Linked DNA regions of Mus musculus: all the other regions are linked to region 2. Evidence: chromatin contacts called from ENCODE POLR2A ChIA-PET data. All regions are on one chromosome and are shown on one strand. The core of a region is the stretch at or near the end of the contact, and the rest is flanking DNA. Distances in the headings are between cores, read along the strand shown. Region 1 overlaps Dot1l (DOT1-like, histone H3 methyltransferase (S. cerevisiae)). Region 2 holds the start of Gadd45b (growth arrest and DNA-damage-inducible 45 beta). Region 3 holds the start of Sgta (small glutamine-rich tetratricopeptide repeat (TPR)-containing, alpha).

Evidence for each region. ChIA-PET counts read pairs that join two places held with the same protein, here RNA polymerase II (POLR2A).
Region 1: POLR2A ChIA-PET joins it to region 2 with 12 read pairs in embryonic stem cell. The contact joins the enhancer-like site here to the promoter of Gadd45b in region 2. POLR2A ChIA-PET finds 5 or more read pairs at or near these places in 3 of 5 experiments (Patski and embryonic stem cell).
Region 3: POLR2A ChIA-PET joins it to region 2 with 15 read pairs in embryonic stem cell. The contact joins the promoter of Sgta here to the promoter of Gadd45b in region 2. POLR2A ChIA-PET finds 5 or more read pairs at or near these places in 4 of 5 experiments (Patski and embryonic stem cell).

What each region holds. Positions count from the first base shown.
Region 1 is chr10:80,781,241-80,785,759 of GRCm38, reverse strand. It overlaps Dot1l (DOT1-like, histone H3 methyltransferase (S. cerevisiae)), which reads right to left. Exons shown (of 28, transcript NM_199322.2): 11 at 4,286-4,392; 12 at 3,576-3,617; 13 at 2,469-2,576; 14 at 2,105-2,336; 15 at 1,774-1,887; 16 at 1,104-1,195; 17 at 917-1,018; 18 at 573-710; 19 at 137-262. Among named protein-coding and RNA genes, the nearest start is that of Plekhj1, 15 kb to the left of the region's middle. Within about 2 kb of position 1,288, at least 1 of the 3 ENCODE cell types and tissues checked has a DNase peak (open chromatin) inside an H3K27ac peak, as active enhancers do.
Region 2 is chr10:80,927,425-80,931,691 of GRCm38, reverse strand. It overlaps Gadd45b (growth arrest and DNA-damage-inducible 45 beta), which reads right to left and starts at 1,601. Exons shown (of 4, transcript NM_008655.1): 1 at 1,333-1,601; 2 at 1,143-1,244; 3 at 441-663; 4 at 1-159. The coding sequence starts at 1,376. The coding sequence ends at 46.
Region 3 is chr10:81,057,377-81,061,973 of GRCm38, reverse strand. It overlaps Sgta (small glutamine-rich tetratricopeptide repeat (TPR)-containing, alpha), which reads left to right and starts at 1,703. Exons shown (of 12, transcript NM_001358550.1): 1 at 1,703-1,846.

The DNA.
Region 1 (4,519 bases), core at 39-2,538, 150 kb after region 2:
CAGAGCAGCCAAGGCTCCACCCAGCAGGGTAGGTGGCACATGGTGGTCCAACGACACGTACACCCCTGCTGTCCACCATCACAGATGCCTTTCTGAGGGTGAAGATGGGGTCTGATGCAACACACCAATACCCTACCTGCAGCTCCAGGCAGTGCCGCTGCTTCTCTGAGATCTGGCTCCTCAGGGCCTGCTTCTCTTTCCGCAGGTTCTCCAAGGACAGTGTGGACCAGTCAAGCCTCAGCTCCTCACACCGGGCCCTGAGCTATGGGTACATGAACAGGAAGTCTCAGTAGCCAAAGGGAGCAAGGGCCAGGCTCTCTGGACAGTGCAATGGATCCTTCCCACAGTTGTAGCACATAGTATCAACACCCAGCCACAAACAAGCAATGTAATAAAGGCCAATATGACCTTTACAGGACCATGACAAGATGGAAAAGAGTCCCTGGCCTGATCCTTGCTCAGCCCAGCAAATCTGGTGCCAGAGCACACCTCTGGGCCAGTGAGTGGGCAATCAAGTCCTCCCTCCACCCCACACGTGCGCAACCAGCAGCGGCAGGCCCCCCTGCACACACCAGCCGCAGGCTCTGGCTCCGAAGCTCGCTGTTGTCCTTCTCCAGCTGTTCCGACTGTTCCCGCAGCTGCTGGTTGTGGGCAGAGATTTCCTTCTGGGCCTGAATCAGGTCATTGTAGGTCAGCGCCTTCACGCCCAACTGGGGATGAGGACAAAGCATGGTGAGTAGAGTCCCAGTTTATAGGAACAAAAGAGATGACAGCTACCCTACAGCTCTGACCCGAGTATAGCCAAGGCAATTCCATATCAGTACTTCCATAAGGACAAGGGACGCTATCTTTGGTTGCCCCACCAAACCCTGGGTCAGGTTCTGCTGAAGTGGGCGGGCGGGCGGCCTCACGTCACCTCATCCAGCTTCTGCTGGAACAGCCTGCGGATTTCTTCCTTTTGGGCCTGGCAATGGCCGAAGAGCTGCTGGGCTGTGCCCAGGAGCTGTGTGTTCTTCTCCTGCAAGAGAGGACAGGAGAAGGTGACCACAGAGCCCCCAGGCAGCCCTATGTTGAGAACTGACATTAAGGCAGAGCCTGCGCACCTTCTCCTGGTCCAGAAGCTGCTGTAGGTTAGCCTTGTACTGCGGGGTCTTTGTATAAGCCAGGAACTGCAGGTACTGGATTCTGAAGGACTCTGGAGGCACACACACAGCACAACATGTAAAGAAAGGCTGGTGCAGGAGTGGGAGGCAGCAGACACAGGGAGGCTATTGGGCCCTGGCTTGCTGCAGGTCCATTCTGCTGTACTTTCAGCTTTTCTCACAATGTGGGAGGTTTCCTCCTGGCAGAATGGGCAACCCTAAACCCTGAAAGCAGATCTCTCCTTCAAGTAAGGGATTTTGTCAGCCTTCCCTGTGCAGTGAGGGTCCCCCTCCCCCCCAGACAGGGTTTCTCTGTAACCCTGGCTATCCTGGAACTCACTTTGTAGACCAGGTTGGCCTCAAACTCAGAAATCCACCTGCCAGGATTAAAGGCGTGCGCCACCACCACCTGGCTTACAGTGAGTTGTTCTATACAGAGCTCCCCAAGTACTGATGGGACACACAGGTCCCCAGATGTGGTCCAGGATGCCTGAGGTAAGTTGGTCTCAGCTACTCACAGGAGCCAACATAAGCCAAAGTAAGCCAGGCCATACAGCAAGTGGGCTTGACTGGGGCCCCACCACTTGCACAGCCCCCACAGAATGGCTTCAATGTCAGAGCTATGACCCACCTAAAAGCTTCTGCAGCGCAGGTGGGGTGGGTGCCACTAGCAGTGGGTTGGGTGAGTGCAGCTGCGTGCTTGGAGGTAGCTGGTAGAATGGGCTGTGAGGTGCCCTGTACGCATCTGCAAGAGAGAGAAGAGTCCCCGTCAGCTACCAACCATGGTCCCACACTACTGTGGGCAACAAACTTGTCAAATCTGGGGTTTGAAACAGCTATGGGATCCAAATCCACACTGAGCTCCTCCTGGTTTGTAGTATCAGGCCTGGCACATGGCAGAGTCCCATAGTCACATGAATGGGGACTCACACCCCTGCAATGCAGAAAAGAAAGAGGCTTACCCTGGGGTGAGGCTGAGGGTGGGGCTGGGGGCGGAGAGTGCAGGAGATCCAGTGTGCTTTGGCTCTTCTTAGACTTGCGTTCGGCACTGGCAGCACTCATTTTCTTGGGCCGCCCACGTTTCCGGCCAGCCATCTTTCTCCCTTTCTTGTTCAGTTTCTTCTTCCGGGCTTTGGAGGGAGATGGCTTTTTGACAGTAGCCACACCTGATTTTTCTTCCTCAGCACCAGAATCCTGGAGAACACAGACAGGCAGGTAAGGGTCACAGCAGGAGTGCTCACAAGACCATAGGCTGAGGCACCCCAGCCACCTAGCAGCCCTGTGCCCTGTGCTGGACGGACATGCTGGACAAGGAGCCTATCTCACCGCGGGGGCCTCAGTGGCAGCTGCTTTGCTCTCAGGGACTTTGGTGGGCGTGGTCGCATTGCTCTTGTTCTCTCGCTGCTGTCTTCGCCTAGCTGCCTCCTGCTCCTCCTGAAAGGAAGTGCTGGGTAAGTGTCCAGAACACAGGATGATCCAACTCTGCTCCAGCACGAATGAAGTAGCTACATACACAAGACACTTGGGAGAGTCTCAATGCATGACTTGGGTCCCACAGCCCCTCTGTGGGGAAGACATGAGCCTGTCATGGTGTGATGGCCCAGGATTACCCTACACTGATAGCTGCAGGACCACATGGCAATGAAAGCTCATGGGACATGCCAACCAACAGAGAGGCCCAACTGCGCCACTCAGGACAGATATGGTCCCCCAAAGAGCTAGGCCAAACCACACATTAAAGACCTATGTCCTCTTGGCACAACACAGCCACTCTGACTTGAACCCAGCTGCTCTGGCCTTCATGAGGTGCACACCTGAATGCCCTTGTGGAATCAGCTGAGGACACACACTGGTTACAGGCGCTAGGCTGCTGTGGGATGCACTCCTTGGTGGCAGTGTACCTGCCTGTAAGGTGCCTACACTCCTGTACCACCGACAGCTCAGCACTTCACCCGGCAACAGCTGCTAGAGTGTTAGGCTCTGCTCTTAGTGTCCATGTACAGTGAACACATCTTGGTTTACATCTCCCCAGGGAAAGGCACACAATAGCCCACCTCTATATGTCCCTGAGGAGAGCCTGTCTCAGCTACTCACAGGGGACAACATAAGCCAATGCCCAGCAGCTGTGACTAGAGAAGTACCTGCCATGGAGCACACTGCCCAGCCTTCCAGGGTACTAGAGACAAGAATCCTCAACTGTTAGGACACACCCCTGACTTGGGGATTCATGGCACTAAAGGACAAAGAATGTACTGGCTCCTGGACTGCAGGACCATCACTCACAGAATCATGAACATCCAACCAGTAACAGAGCTTAGGGCCTTCGGGGGCCATGGTTGGACTTGGGGTCTCTGGCCACACACACTACAAACATGCACAACTAGGCACCATGACTCTTGTGTAGGATCAGAGTCAAGAGAGATGCAAACTTACCCTGAGTTTTGGATTTTTCAGACTAGAAAAATAGTTTTCAAGCTAAAGAGGAAAAGAAAAGGCTTTGTTAGAAGTGGGCCCTAGGCATGGACACAGGATGACCACAAAGACATTCTACGTCTCAAAGAGCTGCCGGGCACAGTATCGAACACCAAAAGTGGCACAGCTGGAGTACCAAGGCAGCTAACCTTGACTCCCCATGACTGCTAAGGACCCTGGGCCAGAGCCTCCCAGGGGGGACACTGGCTACTACACTGGGACCTGTGTGTGGTGCCACTAGCAACATGGGAACATTCGTGCCTCAGCTGAGGAACCTTGCGTGGCTCACCCTCTTTTCTCAAACAAGAAGTGCAGGTTAAAGCTGCTGCTGGCTGTCAGCTGCCAGTTCACAGCACTGACCCAGAGGACAGAGAACAAATGCACAATTGCCAGCATGCAGCTTCTAGGAGCCCAGAGACTACCAGGACACCAGGCTTGGACACAAAGAGCTCCGGCAAGGAGGGGAAGCCATGAGAAGACTATGAGGAAAAGGCCAGCACACACCTGGGCAAGTTGGGAATGGGTAACAGAGACCCAAGGCCTTCGAGTAACAAGGCTGAAACTGCTATGGCATCTATTTGTCAGGAAAACCAAGGACCAAGACCCAGAGTTGCCAGGCCCCATGGCCTGTGATTCTCTCCCACTCTGTAGGGTGTCAAGTGAGGACTCACTATGGTGCGGTCAATGGTGTGCAGATAGTAGGAGACAGGCTTGCCAGTCCACGACACAGAGCCCTTCAGGGGCGACAGCTCCACCACACGCATGATGGTGCCAATGTCTATGAGAAGAGCATCAGATCAGGACTGCAGCCTGAGCTACTGCTCATGTGCCACAAGCAGTCTGTACAGCAGCATCCCCAAAGCCTGCCCAGCCATTGAGATAGGGGAATAACCTGGGGCTCCTCA
Region 2 (4,267 bases), core at 352-2,851:
AGGGGACAGCAACTCGACAGTTGCTTTAGATGTTTGGAGTGGGTCTCAGCGTTCCTCTAGAGAGATATAGGGGACCCATTGGTTATTGCCTCTGCTCTCTTCACAGTAACTGGCCACCTCCACCAAGCCTTGGCTTTTCCAGGAATCTGTATGACAGTTCTGTTGGAGGGAGAAAAAGAAGGGTTTAGTGGGAGTTCTAGGAGTTAGGTAGGGAGCCTCTGTTCAGCGCCAGGGGCCCTACTGGGGAAAAACAGGCTGGCTCAAAATAGCTGCCAGGGTGACTAGGCAGCCCACGGGACATGCCAAGCATGGCTGGGCACTGAGCTGGTGCTGGACCAGCCAGCCCAGCTATGTTGACAAACACGGGACCCAGGTGACCAGGACGGGTGGGTGGGGCGGGGAGAGAGAGAGACAGAGACGTGGGGGGGGGGAGGGCTCACCGTGACCAGGAGGCAGTGCAGGTCTCGGGCTTCGGTTGTGCCCAATGTCTCCGCCGGCTCCCCCAGGAGCTGCGCCAGCCTCTGCATGCCTGATACCCGGACGATGTCAATGTCATTGTCGCAGCAGAACGACTGGATCAGGGTGAAGTGAATCTGCAGAGCGATATCATCCTCCTCTTCTTCGTCTATGGCCAGGAGGCACAAGACCACGCTGTCGGGGTCCCTGCAGGAGAGAAGGAGTGTCAGGGGGTCGTCAGACCAGGAGCGGGTGTCACCGTGCACGGGGTGGGATAGGGGGATATGAGCTCCAGGAACCGCAGGCGGGAAGGGTGGACAAGACCCATCGTGCATCAGGAGTGTATATAAGAACAGCCCCCCAGCCGCAGTACTGCACGGGTGCTGGGGTGGCCGACTATGCAAATACTGATGGCGGTGGGGGAGGAAGCACATAGTCCAAAGTTACTGGGGTTGCCTTGTCAAAACAAAAAACACAAAACCTCAAACTTGCGAAGTCAGGGTTCTGCAGCGACTCTCTTTCCTCCTCCCCAAAAAAAATTCTCTGAGAAATGTCGCCCTCCACTCCCCAAAACCGAGAGCGCTGGGAAAGTCCCCCAAAGCCCCGAGCCCTATAGGGATGTTGGAGCGCGCGTGCATCAGAGGGGCGCCCCCACCCACGCCCGAGAAAGGGGGGTGCTGACTCACACATTCATCAGTTTGGCCGCCTCGTACACCCCCACGGTGAGGCGATCCTGACGCTGCGCGGCCACCAGCAGCTGCTCCACCGCGGCAGTCACCGCCTGCATCCTAAAAGGCCAAATGGGGAGATTAGCCGATGACAGCCCCGCAGACCTCAGGCGGCGGGCGAGAAGACCTCAGCCTCTGTTGTACTCACTTCTGAACCGCGTTGTCGCTCGCCACCAGCTCTTCCAGGGTCATGATGCAGTCACACTCCACAGCGGACCCCCACGGAAGATCCCCAAGAGCAAAGTACAAGTCCAGATACGAACCCAAGAGGCAAAAAAACCTTCCCGTGCGACCAGAAGTGTCGGAGGCCTTCCGGAGGCGGTGGGACTTCCCTTCCCAAGAAAAAAGTAGGGGTAAAAAGAAGATTGCAAAATCCCCCTCGAAATTAATCCAAGAAGACAGAGATGAACGCAGACCCAGGGTTGCTGCGGAGTGAGCGCGCGGGCGCTGCGAGCGGTTTATATGACTTCCCGGGTGGAGGCGTGGCCACTGGAGGCATGCGCTTTCCACCCATTGGTAGATGCACAAAGGGCCGAGTATCCCGCGCTGAGATTGGCTGGAGATGGAAAGGGCGGAGCTCGGAGCTCCGGCGGCCCCACGTGGGGGTCAGGGCTGGGAGGAGCGTGAACGCCAGCAGCGGCGACAGCTAGAAAAGCCAGAGAGCTCTAGAGAGAGAGCTCTAGAGAGAAAAAAAAAAAAAAAAAAAAAAAAAAAAAAACCACAGAAGTTTCTCTCCTGATTTCCCGGCAGCCGCGCTACGCAGGCCGCGCGCGGGGTTTCCAGCGCGAGAGGCTGGCCTGAACTTTCGGGGAGGGCTGTCTGGAATCCCCTCGCTGTCCCCGGAGAGTCCCTAGCCTTTCCCAAGCTCTGAAAGAAGGGATGTGCATGCGCCAGGAGGCTTACTAAGTGTTCTGCCGGCCTTGTAGAGTTGGAGAGTGTTTAAATAACGTCTAGGGTATACAGTAAACGTTTGGTAAGTTTGAGGACGGTGGGATCCTCTCCCCAAAGTGAGAACTACCAAGGCACCCTAGCATCGCCAGCACGAAGGTGCTTTGAGAACGCTCAGCCCTCTAAGGCCAGGGTCGCGGGAGGAGAGGCACACAGGAAGCTTCCTAGTGGTCGTGGTAGGTGGCTTGGCGGTGCCCCAGGGGTCCTGGCTGCAGAGCACTAAGGGATCGCAGGGGGAGAGATCCGGAACCCTTTCTCCCTCCTCCCGGCACCCCGAGAATTTCACGTGTGCACGGGAGGCGCAGGTGAAGAGCCCTCCAGACGCTCTGCGGAGTGACCCTGCCCCCTGCCGGCTGCCTCACCGTCTATCCTCAGATCGATTCGCCACACTTAACCCCTGAGGGGGAAGCCAAGTGGCAAAACCCGAAGGGTACTGACCCGGGGAGAGGTGACTGAAAGGCAGCCGCTCTTATGTCCCTGGCATTTTTGTAGTGCGTAGCATGAAGCACAAGCCCCTTCTTCCACGCGTGTCATTTATCTTTCCAAGATTTGTCAGGCAAAGGAATTGATATCTGCATTATGCAAAATGGAAACTGAGGCTTCCAAGGGCGTTCCAAGCCACAGCTTGAGGGCTGGTAGTCGACAGCAAGGACACGAGCGAGGCAGATAGACCCGCGTGGGATTCTCCCACGGTGCACGGGGGCTCCCGGTGAATCACCCTGAGTCGCCTCCTCCGCCAGCCTGGGTCCTGGCCTCGGCCGCGCGGCTCGGTTCCCCGGATCCCCGGATCCCCCGATCCCGGGTCTGGTGACGCATCCTGCTTCCTCCGCGCCACCCACCCAGCATGCGAAATGTCCCTGGCGTGAGAGGCGCGGCGGCGACACCTGGTGGCCTCATGAGGTCTCTGCTCACGCAGCTTCCGGAAAGGGAGGGGGAGAGAACACTTGGAATGATTTTTTTTTTTTTTTTTTTTTTGAGACAGATTTCTCTGTATAGCCCTGACTGTCCTGGAACTCACTCTGTAGACCAGGCTGGCCTCGAACTCAAGAGATCCGCCTGCCTCTGCCTCCCTAGTGCTTGCTGGGATTAAAGGCGTGGGCCACCACTGCCCAGCGATTTTTTTTTTATTAATTTTTTTTTCGATGCTGGTGATGAATCCAGGACTTCGTGATGCCTAGCAAGCTCATCACCAATATCTACATACCGCTATAGCCCAACCTGGAATAATCTATACATACAGTATTTTAAATATCAAACATGAAGGGCAAGACATCCTCCACAGGATGGAGGGTTCGAGCTGACTCCTGCGAATTGTCTTCTGATCTCCGTACCTACTCCAAAGTGTACTGTGTCCTCACACACAAATAAGTAAACTTTACTAGATGTGTATTTTAATAGTCTAAATTGGCTGCTGGACTGTAGCAATGGTTCAATGGCAGAGCACGTACTGAGCATGTGTGAGGCGCTGTTTTCCACCCCTGTACCACACGAACCCTATGGTGGTACACATTTGTCATCCCAGCCCTAGGAAGGAAGAGACCGGAAGATCAGTCAGTAGGTCAGGATCATCCAGGGCTATGTAGTGAGTTTGAGACTAGCCTGGGCTAAATGAGACCCTGTTTTAAACCTGGGGGTGGGGCTAGAGAGATGTCTCAGCCTTAAAGAACACTGGTTGTTGCCAGGCAGTGGTGGCACACGCCTTCAATCCCAGCACTTGGGAGGCAGAGGCAGGCGAATTTCTGAGTTCGAGGCCAGCCTGGGCTACAGAGTGAGTTCCAGGACAGCCAGGGCTACACAGAGAAACCCTGTCTCGAAAAACCAAAACGAAACGAAACCAAAACAAGACAAAGCAAAACAAACAGCAGGGGCAGAGAAATGGCTCAGAGATTAAGAGCACTAGCTGCTCTTCCAGAGGAACAGGGTTCAATATGGCAGCTCACAACCATCCGTAACTCCAATTTCAGGGGACCAGACACCCTCACACAGACATGCATACAGGCAAAACACCAATGCACATAGAAAGTCAAAAGGAATGATTAAAACACAACCAAAATCCCAGAGGCCTTACTTCTAGAAAGACACCCTGAGTTGGAGCTGGGCTAGACAGAGAAAGGAAAGGTCAGGAGGAGGGGAGG
Region 3 (4,597 bases), core at 454-2,953, 130 kb before region 2:
CAGCATATCATATCAGCACTTGGACACTGATGCAGGGGGATGGACAGAGTTCTTGCTTTTCTTTTCTGCTTCCAAGACAGGGTTTCTCTGTGTGGCCCTGGCTGTCCTGGAACTCACAGAGATCCTCCTGCCTCTGCCTACTGAGCGCTGGGATTACAGGCCTGTGCCACCATGGCCCACCTGGAATTCCATAAATTTAAGGTCAACCTGAGCTACATAGTAAGACATGGTAAAATGAAAATAGGAGAGATAGTTCAATGGTTAAGAGTACATATTGCAAACTGGGTAGTGCAGTTTTAGCCCAACCTTGCCTACGGTATGAGACCCTGTCTCAAAGAAAATAAAAAAAGTAGAGTACATACAGCTTTTGCAGAGGGCCTGAATTGCACTGCACCCAACTCTAGCCTTGGGGATTCCATGCCCTCTTCTGATTTTTATAGGCACTGTATTCCCATGCAGACACCCACACATAGACATCCACATAATTCAAAAGTAAAGATAAGTTGGTTTTATTTATTTTTATTTATTAATTTTTTTTTTGGTTTTTCGAGACAGGGTTTCTCTGTATAGCCCTGGCTGTCCTGGAACTCACTTTGTAGAGCAGGCTGGCCTGGAACTCAGAAATCTGCCTGCCTCTGGCTCCCGAGTGCTGGGATTAAAGGCGTGCGCTACCACGCCCGACCTGTTTTTATTTTTATTTTTATTTTTTTATTTATTTTTGGTTTTTTGAGACAGGGTTTCTCTGTGTAGCCCTGGCTGTCCTGGAACTCGCTCTGTAGACCAGGCTGGCCTCGAACTCATCCCGAGTGCTGGGATTAAAGGCGTGGGCCACCACGCCCGGCTCCTGTTTTTATTTTTTGAGACAGGTTTTTCTGTGTAGCTTTGGCTATCCTTTGTAGACAAGGCTTGCCTCAAACTCACCGCGATTCCCCCGCCTCTCCAGTGCTGAGATTAAAGGCGAGCACCACCACTGTCTGGCTGCTAATCTTTGTTTTTCTTTTAGGCATCAGAAAGAAGTTGGGGTGTGCAAAAGATAAGTTTGTAAATAGGTTTTAAATATAAAAATAAGTGAAGTAGATTGTTTAGTGGTTAATCACACTTACTGCTTTCACAGAAAGTGGGATATGCCAGTTTCCAAGATGGGCGAAGTGGATGAAGAGTTCCGGGCCAGGCTGGGCTCGTAGTATTGTCATTTTAAAAAAAGGAAAAAGAAAAAAAAAATTACGAAAACAGGGGGCTGGTGAGATGGCTCAGCAGGTAAGAGCACTGACTGCTCTTCCAAAGGTCCTGAGTTCAAATCCCAGCAACCACATGGTGGCTCACAACCATCCACAATGAGATCCGATGCCCTCTTCTGGTGTGTCTGAAGACAGCTACAGTGTACCTACATATAAAAATAAATAAATCTTTAAAAAAAAAAATTACGAAAACAGAACCAAAAACTTCATAGCATCAGTTAGTGGCTTTGATTCAGATTTGTCTTGCTGAAAGCAGCTAGATCACGTGACAGACTCCATACCACGTGGTCTGCCTTGGTGCCTCAGGGGTCCGCCGCCGCCCCACCGTGCTTTAGGCCTGACCCGCTTGGTGACTGTCAGACTAACTTCCGGTTTTCCTGATGCCTCCAGAGGGCAGTTTCCATAACAACCAGCTTGTGACCCCCCTCTTCGCGTGACGTCACTTCTGTTTTAGAGCGAAGGGTGCACTTGAGCGCATGCGCAAAAGGAAACCTACACAGGAAATGGTTTTTTTCTGCGCAGGCGTCTTGGTCCTGAGGGCGGAGCTTGGCTGCGCCGCGGTGCGCAGGCGCAGCCGTCGGTGGGTCGGGTCTTCGGTCGACTGAGAGGTGAGGCTGGGGGCTCCGCCGTGCCCCGTATGGGCGTCGGGGGTCTGTGGGTTTAGCTTCGCTGTGCTCGGGAGCCCCTGGGACAAAGGTGGCTTGTGATCCGGACTTCTGCTCTCTTCGGGGTCACGTGAGCGGGCGGCGCAGAGAGGAAACTGAGGCAGACAGCGTCCCAACCCACCCCCACCCCTCGTCGCTTTTTCTCACGAAAAGGTCAGCGTTTAGGTGTGTGTGGGGCGGATCTCAGTTTTCTCGGGGCCCCTAAGGTCTAAGACCCTCTTACATTGCCATTCCTCACCCTGGTGACCTTGCTTAGCCTGTTGCCTGCCCACAGCCTCAGTTTTCCTCTTCTGTACAATGGACGTTGTCACCATTGTCTGAGCAGTTGTGGGTGCTCCTTCCCATTGGGAGGGTGTGTTTGATTTTGGTGCCAAAGGTAGGTAGTGTGTGGGTTTGAAGGGCAGAGGGCCAGCTGTGCATGCTAGGGCAAATAGCTTGACCTCTCTGAGGAGGAGTTTTCTTAAAACAATGGTAAGGCAGGTGTGCTGACACATGGGCAGAGGCAGGAGTATCGTGGGACTTCCATGCTAGCAAGGACTACATACTTTGTCTCAGAAAACGAAACAACCAAAAGCAAAGACTCGAGCAAATAGTCTAGAACTTTGGTCCACAACCTATAATCCAGTCTTTCAATTGAGAGGGGGAGACAGCTGGATCGCGGGGAGTGAGTTCAGGCCCAGCCTTGGATACCTAACACGGTGGAGGTAGCTGGACCACAACGTGAGACCCTGTCTGAAAATGAAATCGACATAATTAATAGTTTGTTTGTTTTGAGACAAAGTCTTTATCTGTCTCTGGCTGTCCTGGAACTCACTATGTGAGCCAGGCTGGCCTCAGCGCCACCTCTGCCAGGACTGTAGGTGCCACCACCTCATCTGGCATCATAATTAACGTAAAAAGGATGTCAGTCTGGGCCCGTTTAGTTGTAAGCTGGGCTTGCTGGCTGTCATCCCAGCTTGTAGGAGGCTGAATCGGGAGGATGGAAGTGAAGTTCAAGGCTATGTTGGGCTACATGGTGAAATCCTCTTGTCTCAAAAGCCAGGTTGTAGTGGTGTCCGACTTTGATCCCAGCACTCAGGAGGCAGAGGCAGGAGGAGCTCTCAGAGTTCGAGGCCAGCCTCTGGTCTACAGAATGAGTTCCAGGACAGCCAGGTTGCAGAGTGAGACCCTGTCCTGAAAAACCAAAACCAAAAATGAAATGTTAGCAACAACAAAAACAAAGAAAGTCAGTTGAAATTGTTATGTCTCTGTGTCTGTCACCTGGACATTAATTGTCCTAAGGTCCATTAGCAGAGGTCTGTTAGCCTCTGTGGTGGCTGGTGAAGGCACACGTTCCCCACCAGTTGATTGAGATGACTTTCCTGTTTTGTCCCTCTGTGGTCATTTATTTGATCAGTCTTTCCTTTTATTGGTCATTCTCATCCACAGGGACAGTGTATGGGGATGTTTGTGATCGGTGTGACTGAAGGGGCTTCTGATGTGACACTGACACTGGGTGGGGGTCAGGAACATTGCCCACAGAACAGTGCTTCTGTTGGGGAAACAACTCAGTGAGCAACATGCTTGGCATGAGGGTCTGAGTTCAATTCCCTGTGGATTCCCCATGGAAAAAGCTGGGTGAGAGTGCTGGGGGCACTTGTAATTTCAGTGTGTGTGTGGGGGAGCACAAGATAGGCAGATACCGGGCTCTCTGCATAGCCTGCCTAGTCCCAACATCAGCTCCGTGTCCCAGGGACAGACACTGCCTCTAAAACATGACATGCTGCCTGGAGGGAGTATACTCACTCTTGATCTACCTTTAGTTTCCACATGTGTATGGACACACACACACACACTACACACACGCACACTACACACACATACACATACTACATCACACATTCACTCACATATACACACACAGACACCTCACACATACACACACCACATACTCACATAGACACACATTCACATAGACACACACCACACACTCACATAGACACACACAAATACATGCGCGCGCGCGCGCACGCACGCACACAAACACACACACACACATTGATGCTACTGGTAGCCGATAATGAAGCATGCCTTTAATTCTAGCACTCCAGAGGCAGACATGGGCGGATTGCCTTAAGTTTGAGGCTAGCCAGCTGTGCATACTGGGCTCTGGTGTTAAAATGGAATCCGAGCCCAGTGGCTCCTCACCGCTGAGGCCTCTGTATAGGTTGTATGGGTCCCGAGGTTGTGTGTGCATCCCATTTCTCGGGGTAAGGGATTGCCTACTGGATTAAGTACCTGGAGCCGCTGTCTGAGGTCCCAGCTGGTACTTCATGGCAGGGTGTTGGCACCACAATGAACCATACTCCAAGCCTTCTTGGTGTTTCGTTTTGAGACGGGGCCTCCTGCATCCCAGGGCTTCCTGTGTGCCGAGTGACACTCCACCCATTGGGACTTGGCCCAGGCAGCTACACTGGAGTCCTCAGCACAGAGTTGGACTCTGTGGCCGAGCCCGGCACTTGCCACACTGACCTCCAGAGAAGTTGAGAGGTTGGAGGGAACAGGCAGAGCCAGTCTGCAGCCCAGGCCACCTTTATACTGGTGGCAGTCCTCCTGCTTCGGCCTCCCACGTGCTGGGTGGCAGCTGATGCTCGGGTCTGGCTGGGCTTGGAGGGTGCTGTCTAGAGCGTGCCCTGAAGTGATCCTGCACTCCTG